Regions from separate parts of the Homo sapiens genome. Here all the other regions are linked to region 1. A link is a contact called in ENCODE Hi-C or POLR2A ChIA-PET data. All regions are on one chromosome and are shown on one strand. The core of a region is the stretch at or near the end of the contact, and the rest is flanking DNA. Distances in the headings are between cores, read along the strand shown.

What was found. Hi-C counts contacts between places; a loop is a spot of excess contacts on that map. ChIA-PET counts read pairs that join two places held with the same protein, here RNA polymerase II (POLR2A). Pooled maps may share reads with other maps.
Region 2: a loop to region 1 is called in a map of naive thymus-derived CD4-positive, alpha-beta T cell, with 8 times the contacts of the local background. The contact joins the promoter of ZFR here to the promoter of TTC23L-AS1 in region 1. A Hi-C loop is called at or near these places in 1 of 168 maps with a recorded cell type or tissue (naive thymus-derived CD4-positive, alpha-beta T cell), 1 of 37 single-sample maps with no recorded cell type and 7 of 50 pooled maps.
Region 3: a map of CD8-positive, alpha-beta T cell shows a loop between it and region 1 (9-fold over the local background). The contact joins the promoter of NUP155 here to the promoter of TTC23L-AS1 in region 1. A Hi-C loop is called at or near these places in 2 of 168 maps with a recorded cell type or tissue (CD8-positive, alpha-beta T cell and naive thymus-derived CD4-positive, alpha-beta T cell) and 9 of 50 pooled maps. POLR2A ChIA-PET finds 5 or more read pairs at or near these places in 1 of 52 experiments (T-cell).
Region 4: a loop to region 1 is called in a map of CD8-positive, alpha-beta T cell, with 12 times the contacts of the local background. The contact joins the promoter of MTMR12 here to the promoter of TTC23L-AS1 in region 1. A Hi-C loop is called at or near these places in 3 of 168 maps with a recorded cell type or tissue (CD4-positive, alpha-beta T cell, CD8-positive, alpha-beta T cell and naive thymus-derived CD4-positive, alpha-beta T cell) and 7 of 50 pooled maps.

What each region holds. Positions count from the first base shown.
Region 1 is chr5:34,837,612-34,841,129 of GRCh38, forward strand. TTC23L-AS1 (TTC23L antisense RNA 1) reads right to left here and starts at 1,721. Exons shown (of 2, transcript NR_183259.1): 1 at 1,572-1,721; 2 at 1-1,406. TTC23L (tetratricopeptide repeat domain 23 like) reads left to right here and starts at 1,553. Exons shown (of 11, transcript NM_144725.4): 1 at 1,553-1,648; 2 at 3,054-3,128. The coding sequence starts at 3,061. RefSeq lists an enhancer at 1,843-1,952.
Region 2 is chr5:32,442,876-32,446,408 of GRCh38, forward strand. It overlaps ZFR (zinc finger RNA binding protein), which reads right to left and starts at 1,865. Exons shown (of 20, transcript NM_016107.5): 1 at 1,747-1,865; 2 at 1,354-1,453. The coding sequence starts at 1,783. RefSeq lists silencers at 908-1,247, 1,478-2,167 and an enhancer at 959-1,516.
Region 3 is chr5:37,369,608-37,373,008 of GRCh38, forward strand. It overlaps NUP155 (nucleoporin 155), which reads right to left and starts at 1,499. Exons shown (of 35, transcript NM_153485.3): 1 at 1,214-1,499. The coding sequence starts at 1,370. RefSeq lists enhancers at 1,172-1,281, 1,402-1,491.
Region 4 is chr5:32,311,620-32,314,967 of GRCh38, forward strand. It overlaps MTMR12 (myotubularin related protein 12), which reads right to left and starts at 1,320. Exons shown (of 16, transcript NM_001040446.3): 1 at 1,139-1,320. The coding sequence starts at 1,219. RefSeq lists silencers at 649-788, 859-1,648 and an enhancer at 1,739-1,788.

The sequences.
Region 1 (3,518 bases), core at 471-2,970:
AGAGCTAATGAAATGGAGGCCGAATTAGAGCGTTGGCTTTAGGAATGGGAATTCAGTGCCTGTTCTGGTTCTTCTCTCCACAATTATCAGCAAAAGCAAAGGTTTAGAAAAGAGACATTACCTTTAATATACTTAGAAACAATCTCACAGCCATTTCCTAGAATGAAAGAACATTAAAACCTTTCAATTTGATGACCAACTTAACAAGGGGTAAAAGAAATAAATGTTGGAGAACAGGAAACAGGTTCTTCCTTTTTACTCCCATACATGTTAAATACTGTTCATAGAGTCACAAAAATCGTTTACCCCTTACAGAAACCTGGAACCAGAAGGCGCTTCAGAAAGCAAGTGGTACAAAAACTTTCACCGTATAGGCAAGAAAATTGGGACCCACTGGCCGTGACTCGGCCCAGGCTACAGAGTCAAAACCAGAACCTTGACATTCTGAAATCAGGTTCATTGCTGTCATCATTGTTCCATGCTGAGAGTTTTCTTAGGAAAAAGAATAAAGTGGGGGAATCTTTCCAAAATTGTGACTATGGAGCTCGAAAGTACAGATTTAAATCTTGAGTTAACAGACCATACAGGTTTTACTTAAGAGATATTCAAGCAAACTCATTTAAATAACTCCTCCAACCTAACTCCAAAAAGGCTTTCTTGGCAGTCTTGGATCAATGGCAATTAAACTTCCAGCCTAGAGCTGGAAATAACAAACACCAAACGTAAACACCATCTTTCACATTCTCAATGTTCTCCTTGTCTCTCTACCTAGTCTGCTCTTTTCTGAAAACAACTGGGACACATTCACTCCAACTTGACTTGCCATAGGCCTAGTCTATGATAGGGTTCATAATAACATCCTTCAACATAGCGTTGCAAGAGCTGGCGCTGTTTCTTTGGGTATGGCCACAATTGCCTCTGCACCTTGTGTGTATTACACACACTGTATTCCATGCCAACGAAAGGGTAAGATATGGCTGCATTATTTAGGGCTAAGTGCTAAATAAATAATGAACAGCTAACCATTAGCAGATCTAGTAGTCGATTTCTTACCCTACTCTCTTCCTGCAATCAGCTTTCCTAACCATGCCTAGCTCCAATCTTACTGGGTAACACAGACGGTGCCAGCACAGTCAACAGCCATATCTAAGCCTTTCCTCTGGGGTCCATAAAAACAAAACTCCCGAGGAGCTGTGGGGGTGCACCGTGGCCAGGATCGTCGCCGAATACAGCCCGCACACGTCGCAGCTTTAAATAAGTAGGGCCGTGGGGCCCGGCGCTCCCTTCCATCCTTGGACGGAATGTATCTTCTCTTCCTACGCCTTCACCTCCGAGGGGTAAGGTCTCGTGAGATACAATATGCAGAGGCCAGTTTTGGGGCGAGCCGGAGGCCGGGCGCGTCTAACCTGCGGGGAAGGGAAAGCGGAGGGTAAGGCAAGGGCTGCTGTAGGCGCCAGACAACAGGGACTCTCCGAACCGGAAGTGCCCCGCGTCGCCATGGCTACAGGCGCTCCCAGCAGAACCCGTAGCGTTCCGTTCCCATGGCAACGGTATTGTCTCCTTGGCCGGACCTGGGCTGCGGAAGGTAACTGGGGACGTCGCAGGCTGTGCAGCTTTCGCGAGGCACCGCTTTGGCGCCCGGACCGAGGTGCGCCAGGGTCAGGAGGCCGACGCAGCGGGAGGAAGCCGCGCCGTCGGGCTCAGGGAGCTGGGAGGCTGGTTCCGGGGCGTGGTTTCTCCGCCTTGAGCCAGGTGCCCTTTGCGCACTCGCGCGTTCTCTTAGAGCCTCCGCGGCAGAGAGGCTCTCAGAGCTCGACCTGCGGCGTCAGGGCTTACAGACTTGCCGCAGAACCACAGCGGGAAAAGAGGAGCGATTCGTCCTTGAGGGGCTCAGGGCCGTGCGGAACGTCATAGGAACAGAGTCCGGGAGTTTGAGAGATCAGAACTCTTTGCTGTGGGCATAGTGTTTAAAGTGGAGGTTAAAAAGAGAAATTAGTGACTCTCCCTTTCTGATTTTCGGATAATGGATGCTCTGGAGCCTGGGTCAGAAAGCCACTCAGGGCTCGGTGGGAATTAGTGATTCTGGAGGGTGAAAGGAGAGGCGACTTGGTGGATGTTAACATTCAATAAGTAACTGCGTTCGATTTGGGTTTGATTTAAGCGACTGGCATAGCCTTCCTTGAGAGTTGAATTTCACAAATACTGTATTTAGAAATCACATTTTTCGTTTTGTGCTTCCGAGGTTTCTCCTATCATCTAACAGCAACAACTAAAACAGACACATGAATTTCATTTTATTGTTTTATTTTATTTTGAGACGGAGTCTCGCTCTGTCGCCCAGGCTGGAGTGCAGTGGCGCGATCTCCGCCTCCCGGGTTCAAGCGATTCTCCTGCCTCAGCCTCCCGAGTAGCTGGAACTACAGGCGTGCACCACCACAGCCGACTATATTTTGTATTTTTAGTAGAGACGGGGTTTCACCCTGTTGGCCAGGCTGGTCTCGAACTCCTGAACTCGGGTGATCCACCCGCCTCGGCTTCCCACAGTGCTGGGATTACAGGCGTGAGCCTCTGTACCCGCCTCGTGACCCCTGTACTAGAATCTGCTATTAATTAGTGAAATGACCCCGGGGGGGGGGGGGAAAGCAGAATTAACCAATACACTGGCTGTGCTTCGTTTACCACTGAGAGTTGGTTGCTTTGCTTAAATCCAACACGCCGTCAGACCTGCAAAAACAATATCTGAGTTAAGTAGGTGACCATAGTTTTGATGACCCAGGAACTGTAAATGTGCTTGCTTTGAGACATAAAGGCCAGGGATTTTGGAGAAGTAGGGTGGAGTTGAAATTAGGGGAAAGAAATTTAACTTAGACATTTAATTTGGCAAATGTCTGTTTTCCAGCGGTCTCCATATCTAAGTATGCGTAGTCTGTGGATTTAGGATGGGTTATATATTTGAGCAGTTTTAGTTTAATGTTAATAGCAAACCAGAGGGGGAAAATAGAACAGACACCCAGCCTTTTCTCTCAAAGCTGACCTTACCTGATTCTTGGTAGGAAGAAGATGCAAGCCAGCCCCATCCGTATCCCAACTGTTAGCAATGACATCGACTGGGATTTCTGCTTCCATATGTAAGTATCACAGCATTTTGACATCACAGGTACTTACTGGGCTGAAACACTGGGACCTCCTGCTTAAGGCAAACCTGGGTGAGGAGCTTTGCATGAGAAGCGTTCACGACCAGCCTGACCAACATGGTGAAACCCCGTCTCTACTAAAAATACAAAAATTAGCTGCGCGGTAGTGGCACGCGACTGTAATCCCAGCTACTCGGGAGGCTGAGGCAGGAGAATAGCTGAACCCGGAGGCAGAGGTTGTGGTGGGCTGAGATTCCATCACTGCACTCCAGTCTGGGCAATAGAGACCCTGTCTCAAAAAAAAATAAAATAAAATAAAAAAGAAGGTTGTGTTTCTGATGTGCTTTAATAATGATTCTGCTATAATATCTGTTTGTATTTACA
Region 2 (3,533 bases), core at 615-3,114, 2.4 Mb before region 1:
AACCCAACTATATGATGTTCCCAACGTCATAAAATCAAGAGCAAAAGAGGCCAGGTGTGGTGGCTCATGCCGGTAATCCTAGCACTCTGGGAGGCCGAGGCAGGACTCTGCCCAGGAGTTCGAGATCAGCCTGGGCAACATAGGTCCTTTCTCTCTAAGAAAAATTATTTATTCAAAAAAAAAAAATCAAGAGCAAAAGAGACTGAACTCGGGTCTTCTGGCTCCCAATGATGCCCTTTCCATTAAACACCGTGCCTCCTGAAGTAAATCAAATGAAAAAAACTGCCTGGGTTTAACCAACATCTAACATACATAAAAAGCATATCACGCAGGAGCCGTGTGCGCTTATGGCCTGAATCAAAAGTCTCAGATTGACTCAAAAGTAACAATTTAACAATCCACTGTTGTGTTTGTCTTTGGTAAGATGTATAATGAACTACAGACTTCAGAAATGAGAGCTTCCCTTAAAGCAGGGATTTCATCCGGTGCATTACAATGACTCAGTACAATCTCACTTGCATCTTCTTCCCTCCCCACCATTCCCCGCAGGGGAAAGACCCCCGCAAGGAGAATGACAGGCCCACCTGGGGCCTAAACTCCATAGCTCAAACAAGGCTGGGCACTCATTTATCAGCACTAGAAACTTCGCACATCTTTTCCAGTCTAAGAACTACACAATTTACAGGTGGTTGGTATGTGAATCTCTCTCCTTGCAGGAAAAACTAAAGGAACCCGATGAACACAGTGACACCCGCAGTTTGTCAGCAGGACTCGCTAGCGATGGAGCGTCTGGGGAAGAAGCCCCACGGCGGAGGAAAAGGTACCCGAGACAACGACACGTTATCTGGGCTCCGGGGGTTGAAGCACCAGGCGACGACGCAGAGAGGCGTCGCACGAGAAGCCAGTGGACCTGCGACACGGCACTCCCCGTGAGGTCCCTTCAGCCACCCTCTCCATCCCCCAAGTGGGAAGAAGATGGGAGGTGGGGGCTGGACGCGCGGAGGCGGGGACTGGGGGGCCTGCCGGGCGGCGGTGGCGGCTCCGCTCGGCGGCCGCAGGAGGCCATTTTAGTTAAGGGGCCGCTGAAGGGCCCTGAGGCCTCCACGTCCCTACACCTCCGCCGTCTCTACCTCCCCCCTACTGGGGGCCGCTCCCCGCCGCGGGCCGGGCCGGGCCGGGCAAGGCGGGGCGGGGCGGGGCGGGGCGGGAGAGGCCGCCGGGCTGGGCCGGGCCAGGCCTGCAGCGGGCCGGGGCTCTGGGATGGCTGGGGACGGGCGCGGGGGCGTCGCATCGACAGGATCCGGACCGAGGGGAGAGCAAGGGGCGAACAGAGAGAAGGCAGGATGCCGTTACCTATATTGGGCCGCAGCCGCCGCCGCCGCCGCCCCGCTGTGGGTGAATCCAAAGTAGTTGCCGGTCGCCATTTTGGCATCTTCCCCCAGCCGGCTGGGCACTGCGGCGGGCACGAAGAGTCGGGTCCCATGGCGGGACAAGAGACACAGAGGAGCCGAGACGCCGAGGGAGGGCAGGGAGAGAAAGAGAGAGGCGCCGTGAGAGCAGCCCTGGCGGGGCCCAGGCCGCGGCCGCGCCGCCTCCCCCTCCCGCCTCGCACTCCCTCACTCACTCGCACGCCCGGGTGGCGGCCGCCGCCTCCTCCCCGGAGCCTGCCCCAACCCCCGCGGCTCCCCGCTGCCCGGGGCCAGGGAGGGGGCCGGGCAGAGGCCTCGCGGGCCACATTAGACTCACCATAGGTGAAAGAAACTACAGGGCATATGGGAATCATGGGCTCGGGCTGCTGCTGCTGAACTCTGAACTCTCACCCGCTGCCTCCCTCCTCTGCCCCGCTCCTCCTCAGCGGAGAACAGACCGCCGCCTCCGACCGCACTGCGCAGGCGCGCCTGTGCTCGGCATCCTGGGAGCTGTAGTCCCCGCCGTCTTCGCGGCTCCCCCGGGCGCGTGCCGGGGCCTCGGCGGTGCGGGCGCGGGGAAGCCCGCGGGGGAAGAGGGGCCTGGCCTTCTCCGAAGTGGTGGTGACGCCGCGCGGCCGCGGGGCGACGGGGGCGTGTGCCAGAAGCGCCTCGCCTGTCCTCTGGGGAGTCGGGGAGCGTGACCAGAGAGAGTGACGTCTGTTCGCCTTTTTCTTTGCTTTCCACTGGCTTCCTTAACTTTTGCATGTGCACTTATTCCCTGCCTCCCTGTCTTCCTCGCTCATTAATTTTTCATTGGAATTCGAGCTGGGCAATTTAGGATTTTTCCTTATTTCCTGCTTTCCCGCAGCTTTTCCCCAACCTCTGAAGTGCGGAGGGAGGGAGAAGGAGAGGAGAGAAATAGAAAAAGGATGGAGAGTGCTTTTCTGTTGGACTAAAAGCACACCCTAAACATCCCTCCCGGACATACCTCTTGCTATACCCTTTCCTCGACCTGCACCCACTCCCTGAGCCATCCGGCGTATATCGGTCACCCAGCAGGGTGTCAGGCAGTGTTGTAGGTGCTGGAGATACGGCAGAGAACAAAACAAAGTCCCTGTTCCCGTGGAGTTTACGTTCTAGGAGCGGGTATATGTCAGCCAACAGCCGGTAGCCAAAACACAGAAATTCTGTCTGATGGTGACTGGAGCTTCAAGCATAAATAAAGCAGAGTAAGGAAAATAAGGGTAAGGGAGGTGCTATTTCATGTAGAGTGTGGTTAGGGAGACCACTTGAAGGAAGGAAGGACAGGCCTGGGAGATGCCTGCAGGAAGAGCAGCAAGTGGAAGGGTCCAGATGAAGGAATGAATGTTCAAGAGCAAGAAGATCAGTCTGGCTGGAGTCAAGTGAGAGGGAGACCAGATCACGTGCCAGATCTTTAGTGGTAAGGACAGAACAGTACTTGCCCCCATGTAAGCATTTCCTCTTTCCCTCTGTTTCCTCGCTTTCTTCCCTTTAGTTTCTCAGTTCGTTTTCAACCATTCTCTTTCCTCTTCCAGTCCCTCTTCTGATCGTCTAGTTTCTCTGGCCTTATGTTTCGTGTCTTCCATCAAGTACATATGTACTGCCTGCATTTCACCTCTTCCTTACCTTCTCCATGCCCATCCCCCAGACTCCCTGCTCCTCATCTCTCCTCATTGTTGGATATGAACATTAAAAGGAAATGCTGGCCGGGCGCGGTGGCTCACGCCTGTAATCCCAACACTTTGGGCGGCCGAGGCGGGTGGATCACGAGGTGAGGTCAGTGGCCAACATGGTGAAACCCCGTCTCAAAAAAAAAGAAAAAAAAAAAAAGCCGGGCGTGGTGGCGGGCGCCTGTAGTCCCAGCCACTCAGAAGGCTGAGGCAGGAGAATCGCTTGAACCCTGGAAGCAGAGGTTGCAGTGAGCCGAGATCGCGCCCCTGGACTCCAGCCTGAGCGACAGAGCGAGACTCCGTCTTAAAAAAAAAAAAAAAAAGGAAAGGAAAAAAAAGAAATGCAAAGGGTGAATCAGAACCCACCCATGAAATTCAGGGCTTTGTCCTACTTTCTTGTGCCAGAGCAGAAACAATGCCTCAATTCTTTTTT
Region 3 (3,401 bases), core at 249-2,748, 2.5 Mb after region 1:
GCTAATAGGCCAATCAGGTATTATAAGACACGCTCATTGGTAAGTAGCTGTAGGGAGCAAATACTATCTTTGTTTCTATCATTTCTTTGATTACAAAGCTATCAATGATTTTTATAAATAATCAGAAGTGTTCTCGGTTTACACTGCACAAATTATCCTATTTAGATTACTTTGGTTCTTGCTCACCAACAATCTTTTCTTTCTTACACTTCGCTGGTTTTCTCCAAATTCCATCTCACAAAGGGGTCACTTTTTCTAGCAACTGATGTAATTCCATAAGCCGTGGGGAGCTGGTTATAACTTAAAACTGTTAAACAAATTACTTTCCAGTCACCTATATTGTCAACACATATTCTGCCTTACTCTCCCTGTACATAAGCACTGTGATTTCCCTGTTCTCTTTCTTTATTCCACTGGTAGTTCTTTTAAGATCCTCCAGCATTTCATAACACACATCTCTACACATAATAAAGCGTTTCTTGGCCGGGTGCAGTGGCTTGCGCCTGTAATCCCAGCACTTTGGGAGGCCGAGGCGGGCGGATCACTTGAGGTCAGAGTTCGTGACCAGCCAGGCCAATATGGTGAAACCCCGTCTCTACTTAAAAAACACAAAAATTAGCCGGGCTTGGTGGCAGGCGCCTGTAATCTCAGCTACTTGGGAGTCTGAGGCAGAAGAATCGCTTGAACCCAGGAGGCGGAGGTTGCAATGAGCCGAGATCGCGCCATTGCACTTCAGCCTGGGCGAAGAGGGAACCGCTCCGTCTCAATAAATAAACAAATAAATATAAAGCAAAGCGTATCTTTAAGATAACATGCTAAATTTCCAAATTAACTTCGTTTGCTCTTACGATCTACTCAAACACTAACAGGAGAAATGAACAAATTTGGGACTTGGATCTGGAGATGCTTCTCATATGGCCTTAGCCATAAGCACTTGAGAGCGGCGAGAAGCTCATTAAGGTTGAGGTCTTTGCCTCTTTCTGCTTCAACTGGGAGCTTGCTCTTCACTCTTGCCCTCTCAAGTATCTACAATGAAGAAAGTGAGGAAAGGAAAAAACCTGAAAAGAAGCTGCTTGCTGTTCTCCAAAAATGCAGCCAACAGTGCCATAAATCTCAGCATATCCTCGCCGGGACCAACGCTGGGGATAAGTAGCAAATTAGGAAGTCAGGCGAGAGTCCTTTAGGTTGAGAAAGCAGGGTCACTATCACTCACTTGGGGCAGACACCATAAGCAGCTCGGAAAGGTCCGGGTACATGCGGTCCTCTTGCAACTGACGGTCGATGAGCCGTCCAGCATTTTCCAGAGCTTCCTGCAGGGCTGCGGCAGATGTAGAGGCCGGCATCGCCGCGCCCAACAAAGAAGACGGCATCTCGGAAATCGTAGACACCAGGGTCCAGAAAAAGTCAAAAACCAAGGAGAAACAAGAAAAGATCCAAGAAGTTAGCTTAGATCCGCCGCCTAGGGCGCGCGCGCCAAACGAGCGCCTTGGCGCCTCGACATGACGCACTTCCGCTTCATCCGGTGGGGAACTGGAAGACGCCGTTCTGGCCTGGGAAGAGGAAGCTGTTGGGAGGGGGCTAGAGGTTGTGGGTGGAGCTAGGAGGCTGCTGATGCTTTCGAGGGGGTTGAGGGTTTTGGGGTGTGGCAGGGTAAAATTAGGGTAGGTTATTTAGGGAAGGGAGGGAGGGAAAGGAAGGGAAGGATAAAGGGGAGGGAACAGGGAAGGAGAGGGGCGGGATGGGGTTGGATAGGGTGAGGAGGAAGGAGGGAGGAGGGATACGGTAGGTGGGAGCTAGGTCGTGTGTCTGGCCTAGGAGGTTGGTCAGGTTCCGTTGGTTTAAGCGCGTGCTCGACCTGAGTCTTGGAACTTCCCGCGTCGGTATCCGCTAACTGCAGCTATATGAGTTCGCGCATGAGCGCGCAGTTTGGTTCTCCAAGTAACTGCTTTTGTGAGAGTAGTTAAGAATTGGTAGGTCGCTGTCACAGAGAGGGATATAAACCAGTATCTCACTATATTCTTCGCGGGCTTCAGTGTAAATTAGAATTCATCAGGCTTTTCCATTTGCGTGTCGCTGTCTTTTGACTTTGTTGCCCCTTAGTATAAAATACGTGTTTAAGAAGAAGCTGAGTGCAGGTGGACCGCTGCCGTGCTTTTTATCGTGGCAGAGATAGCAGACAGTTCTAATTCATCTTTCCATTCCCAGCGCTAGTATAGGAACTCGTATGAGATAGGAACCCAAGAGTTCATACAATCCTAAGAAACTGAATACTTGCCTTGTGCCTGGTGCTGGGACTATCAAACTAACACAGTGTTTCCTGTCCTTAAGGTGCTTCAAGCAGAGACAAAGGGCTTCATTATAATTTTTCTATTTGGATAGGTATAAACTATAGCAGGATAGGAGAAAGCAGAGAGGTAAAAGAGGCTTCATTTACTACAGAAGGCAACCTGAGTGGGTAAATCAAAGCACTTTTTAGAAAGCTGCTCTTATTTAGAATCTCACCTAAGAAAGCTTCCAGTTATGTTCTTCAGAATTTCACAAATCAATAACTGAATTACTCTAAATTGGTCTTTTGCTATTTGAATTACATTTTTACTCCCTCAAAGACTTGACTACATTTCTGAAAATTGAAAGTTCTTTGATGTTACCAATCTACACTTAAAATTTGACATAGCCAATATACCAAGAAAAACTGGATTTTTTATCATTGGTATATAGATAGGCAGTTGGGTCTCTAGCTGTGAGTTTACTTTATTTGGTAGACCATAGATTGAAAAGTGGTGGTCTGGCACCGAGTTTGTTTTTAATTTGAGACAAAATACACAAAGTTTTCAACTCCATAAATTGGAAGATTCAACAACGTTGCTGTGATATTCCTGCATAGAAGTAAAGCTCCCCAAAGTGTAATCTAACTAACTTAATTCATTGGCATATTGCCTATGCTTTCCCACTACAACTGCTAAACCGAGTAATTTCTACAAAAGACTGCAAAGCCTTAAATACGGACTCTGGCACTTTACAGGAAAAGTTTGCTGACCTCTTCCCTAGAACAGATAATTATGAATTTTTTTGGTCTTAGGACCCCCTTGATACCCTTAAAAATTATTCAGGATTCCAGAGAGTTTTTGTTTCATGTTGGTTACATCTATTAATATTTGTGAATAACTCAAACTGAAAATTAAAATGTTTAACATTGTATTTAAAAGAGTAACAAGGCCGAGCACAGTGGCTCACACCTGTAATCCCAGCACCCAGCACTTTGGGAGGCCAAGGCAGGTGGATCACAAGTTCAGGAGTTGGAGACCAGCCTGGCCAATATGGTGAAACCCCGTCTATACTAAAATACAAAAATTAGCTGGGCGTGGTGGCGTGCGCCTGTAGTCTCAACTGTTCAGGAGGCT
Region 4 (3,348 bases), core at 70-2,569, 2.5 Mb before region 1:
GGCTTCTCATTAGGCATTTGGATTAAGAACTATTGCTCAAGAAGCCCTGAGCAAGGCCTACAAGTTCTGATCTCTCTAACCTCCTCTCCTATGACTGTCCCCCTTGTCCATGGGCCTCTGCCATGCTGGCTTCCTTGACGCTCCGCCAACCCTTCAGACACACTCCCACCTCACGACCTTCCCGGGGGCTGTTCCCTCTACCTGGACGACTCTTCTCTCAGACCTCTCGTATCTTCAAGTCTCGGCTCAAATGCCACCTTTGCGAGGAGGAAAAAGATTTCTTTTCTTTCCCATGATATTTATCACCTCCTACTACACCGTATAATTTACTTAATTATCTATAATTCACCCCGTTTCTCCTTTCCCCCTCAAATAAGCTCCAGGAATGCAGAGATCTCTGTCCTGTTCACTGATGTCTATCACAAGCACTTAGTGCCTGACACACAGTAGGAGCTCGAGAAGTATTTTCTGAATGAATGAACAAATTTCTTGACCTGAAGATTCAGAAGAGTAAGAAGTGGGTGGAAAGGATGATGGTGAGGGGATGAGGAGAAAGAAGCGACAGCGGAGAATTCCCAAGGGAGAGACAAGCAGAGACTGGCTGAGGCCAGGCCGACCCCCTTTTCTCCCCGCAGCGCTGACGGGAGGCGGACGTAGGTGCAGGGCATCCCGCCAGCCGCACCCGAGGCACTCAGACGCAGGCAGCGGAGGCCGGCGGGCTTCTGGGCTCACTGAGAAAGTCCAGAGGCAGGACGGACCCACGCGGGCTCCGAGCAGGCCCCGTTGGGGGCTCCGACCCACGGCCCTACCCCTCCCAGCAGTGCCCACAACCCCAGGTCCTCTCCAGAATCCCCAGGGGCGTTCCGGGCCGCAATCCCTTCTCGGCTCGGGCCCCTCCACCAGCCTCCAGCGCTCGGGCCCTGCGCTCAGGCACCTGCCTGCCTGCGCCGGGGTCCCCATTCCGGCCCGCGCGGAGGCCCCAGCGCGCTCCTGCGGCCTCAGCCCGCCTGGCTGCCCCGTCGCCCGGCACAAGGGCAGGAAGCGCTCCGCGGCGCTCCCCGCTGCAAGGAAGGGGCTCCCGGCGCCCCTCGCCCCGGCCGCCCCTGCCCGACGCCCCGCCTGCGCGGCGCCCCCTCACCTCAGGGCGTACGTACGACACGAAGGAGGGCTTGGGGGCCTTGGTGCCGCCGCCACCGCCGACTACTCCTTTCCCCAGCATACCGCCGCCCTGGGAAGCAGCGACGCGCGGACGCAGAGGCGGCGGCTCGGGCTCCAGCTGGGGCAGCAGCGGCGGCCACCAGCACTAGCGGCTGGGGCTCCGCCCATCCCCAAGGCCGCGACCGCCGCGATGCCGCCCGCATCCGGCTCCGCCGCTGACACCGCTCGCCCCGCCCAGGCCCGTGGGCCCCGCCCATCCCGTGCGCGGGCCCAGAGAGCCGGGAGACCGCAACTGGAGGCCACGCCCCCCCATCACGTCAGGAGAGTTTGACCCGCCGAGATTCACCACCTTCCTGCGGCAGAGCCCGCCCTCATGCTTTCTCTGATTGGCCCGAGGCGCTGCCGGCCGAACCCCGCTCCCAACCCATTCTTGAGTGCACTTGGAGAGATGTTTCCTCCAACCAATCCAGAGAGCGTTCTCTCCGGACTTTCCAACGATTGGATGGCGAGGATAAAACCGTCGTCCAATGATCCTGCAGTCACCAAGTTGTCGTTAGCAGGGGTTCACGGCAGTCGTTTTCTTCCGTTTGCTTGTGTCTTTGGAATAAAACGTCCAAAAATGGGATGTATGGAATCTTGCTATAGGAGTTCCCAACTTACAGCGATGACGTTCAAGGTTTTTTATTTTATTATTATTTACTTTTGAGACGGAGTTTTGCTCTTGTCGCCCAGGCTGGAGTGCAATGGCGCGATCTCTGCTCATTGCAACCTCCGTCTCCCAGGTTCAAGCGATTCTCTTGCCTCAGCCTCCTGAGTAGCTGGGATTACAGGCGCCCGCCACTATATCCAGCTAATTTTGTGTGTGTGTGTGTGTGTGTGTGTGTGTGTCGTTCTGTCGCCCAGGCTTGAGTGCAATGGCGTAGTATAGGCTCACTGCAACCTCTGCCTCCCAGGTTCAAGCGATTCTCCTGCCTCAGCCTCCCGAGTAGCTGGGATTATAGGCGCCTGCCATCACACCCGGCTAATTTTTGTATTTTTAGTAGAGACGGGGTTTCACCATGTTGGCCAGGCTAGTCTCAAACCCCTAACCTCGTGATCCGCCCGCCTCAGCCTCCCAAAGTGTTGGGATTAGAGGCATGAGCCACCGCGCCATGCCGCTAATTTTTGTATTTTTAATGGAGACGGGGGTTTCACCATGTTGGCCAGGCTGGTCTCAAACTCCTGACTTCAGATGATCCACCCGCTTCGGCCTCCCGAAGTGCTGGGATTACAGGCGTGAGCCACCGCGCCCGACCTCAAGGTTTATTATTTTAAATGTAAACAAAAATGAGACAAACGATGACTCACGCCTCTAATCCCAGCACTTTGGGAGGCCGAGGCGGGTGGATCATCTGAAGTCAGGAGTTTGAGACCAGCCTGGCCAACATGGAGAAACCCTATCTCTACTAAAAATACAAAAATTAGCCTGGTGTGGTGGCGGGCGCCTGTAATCCCAGCTACTCGGGAGGCTGAGGCACGAGAATCGCTTGAACCAAGGTTGCAGTGAGCCAGGATCGCGCCACTGCACTCCAGCCTGGGTGGCAGAGCAAGACTGTGTCTCAAACAGAAAAAAAAAAGTGTCAAATCAAGTGTTAACAAGGCAGTGAGGAATAAGTTTGAGCGTTTGATAATAAAAGACTTTGTCAACTTCATTTTTCCAAACCTTTCCCTTCTTTGTGTTTCCAACAGGAAGAATATCAAGAGCCCTTAAGAGACTTCTATTTACTCTACGAAGTTATTGATAAAACCCTCATTTTTTAGTCAAGATTGCAAAGAAAATTCATTTCAGTTCTACATTTGGTGCCAAGCGTTGTTAGTTGCAGATAAATAAGATAGAATCCAGCTCTTAAGAAATTCAATCTAGTGGAAAAAAACATAAATATTTGCAGTTAATTTTTTAGGCGTCAGGCACTGTGCTAAGTACTCTCATTGGTGACCTTGATTTTTACCCTCTTAATCTCCATGTGCTCCCCCTTCCCAAATACACTCCAAGTAAATATAAAATCTTAGTGAAAACAAATGTGCTTGCTTTTGCAAACATAGTTTCAACGCAAGTCCTGCAGCTCCGTTTCCAGCTAGATTGCCACCTGTAAGCCAATATTTGGTATAGCTGTGCTGCAGCCGCCTCTGAGTTTCCTTATCCCAGTTTCC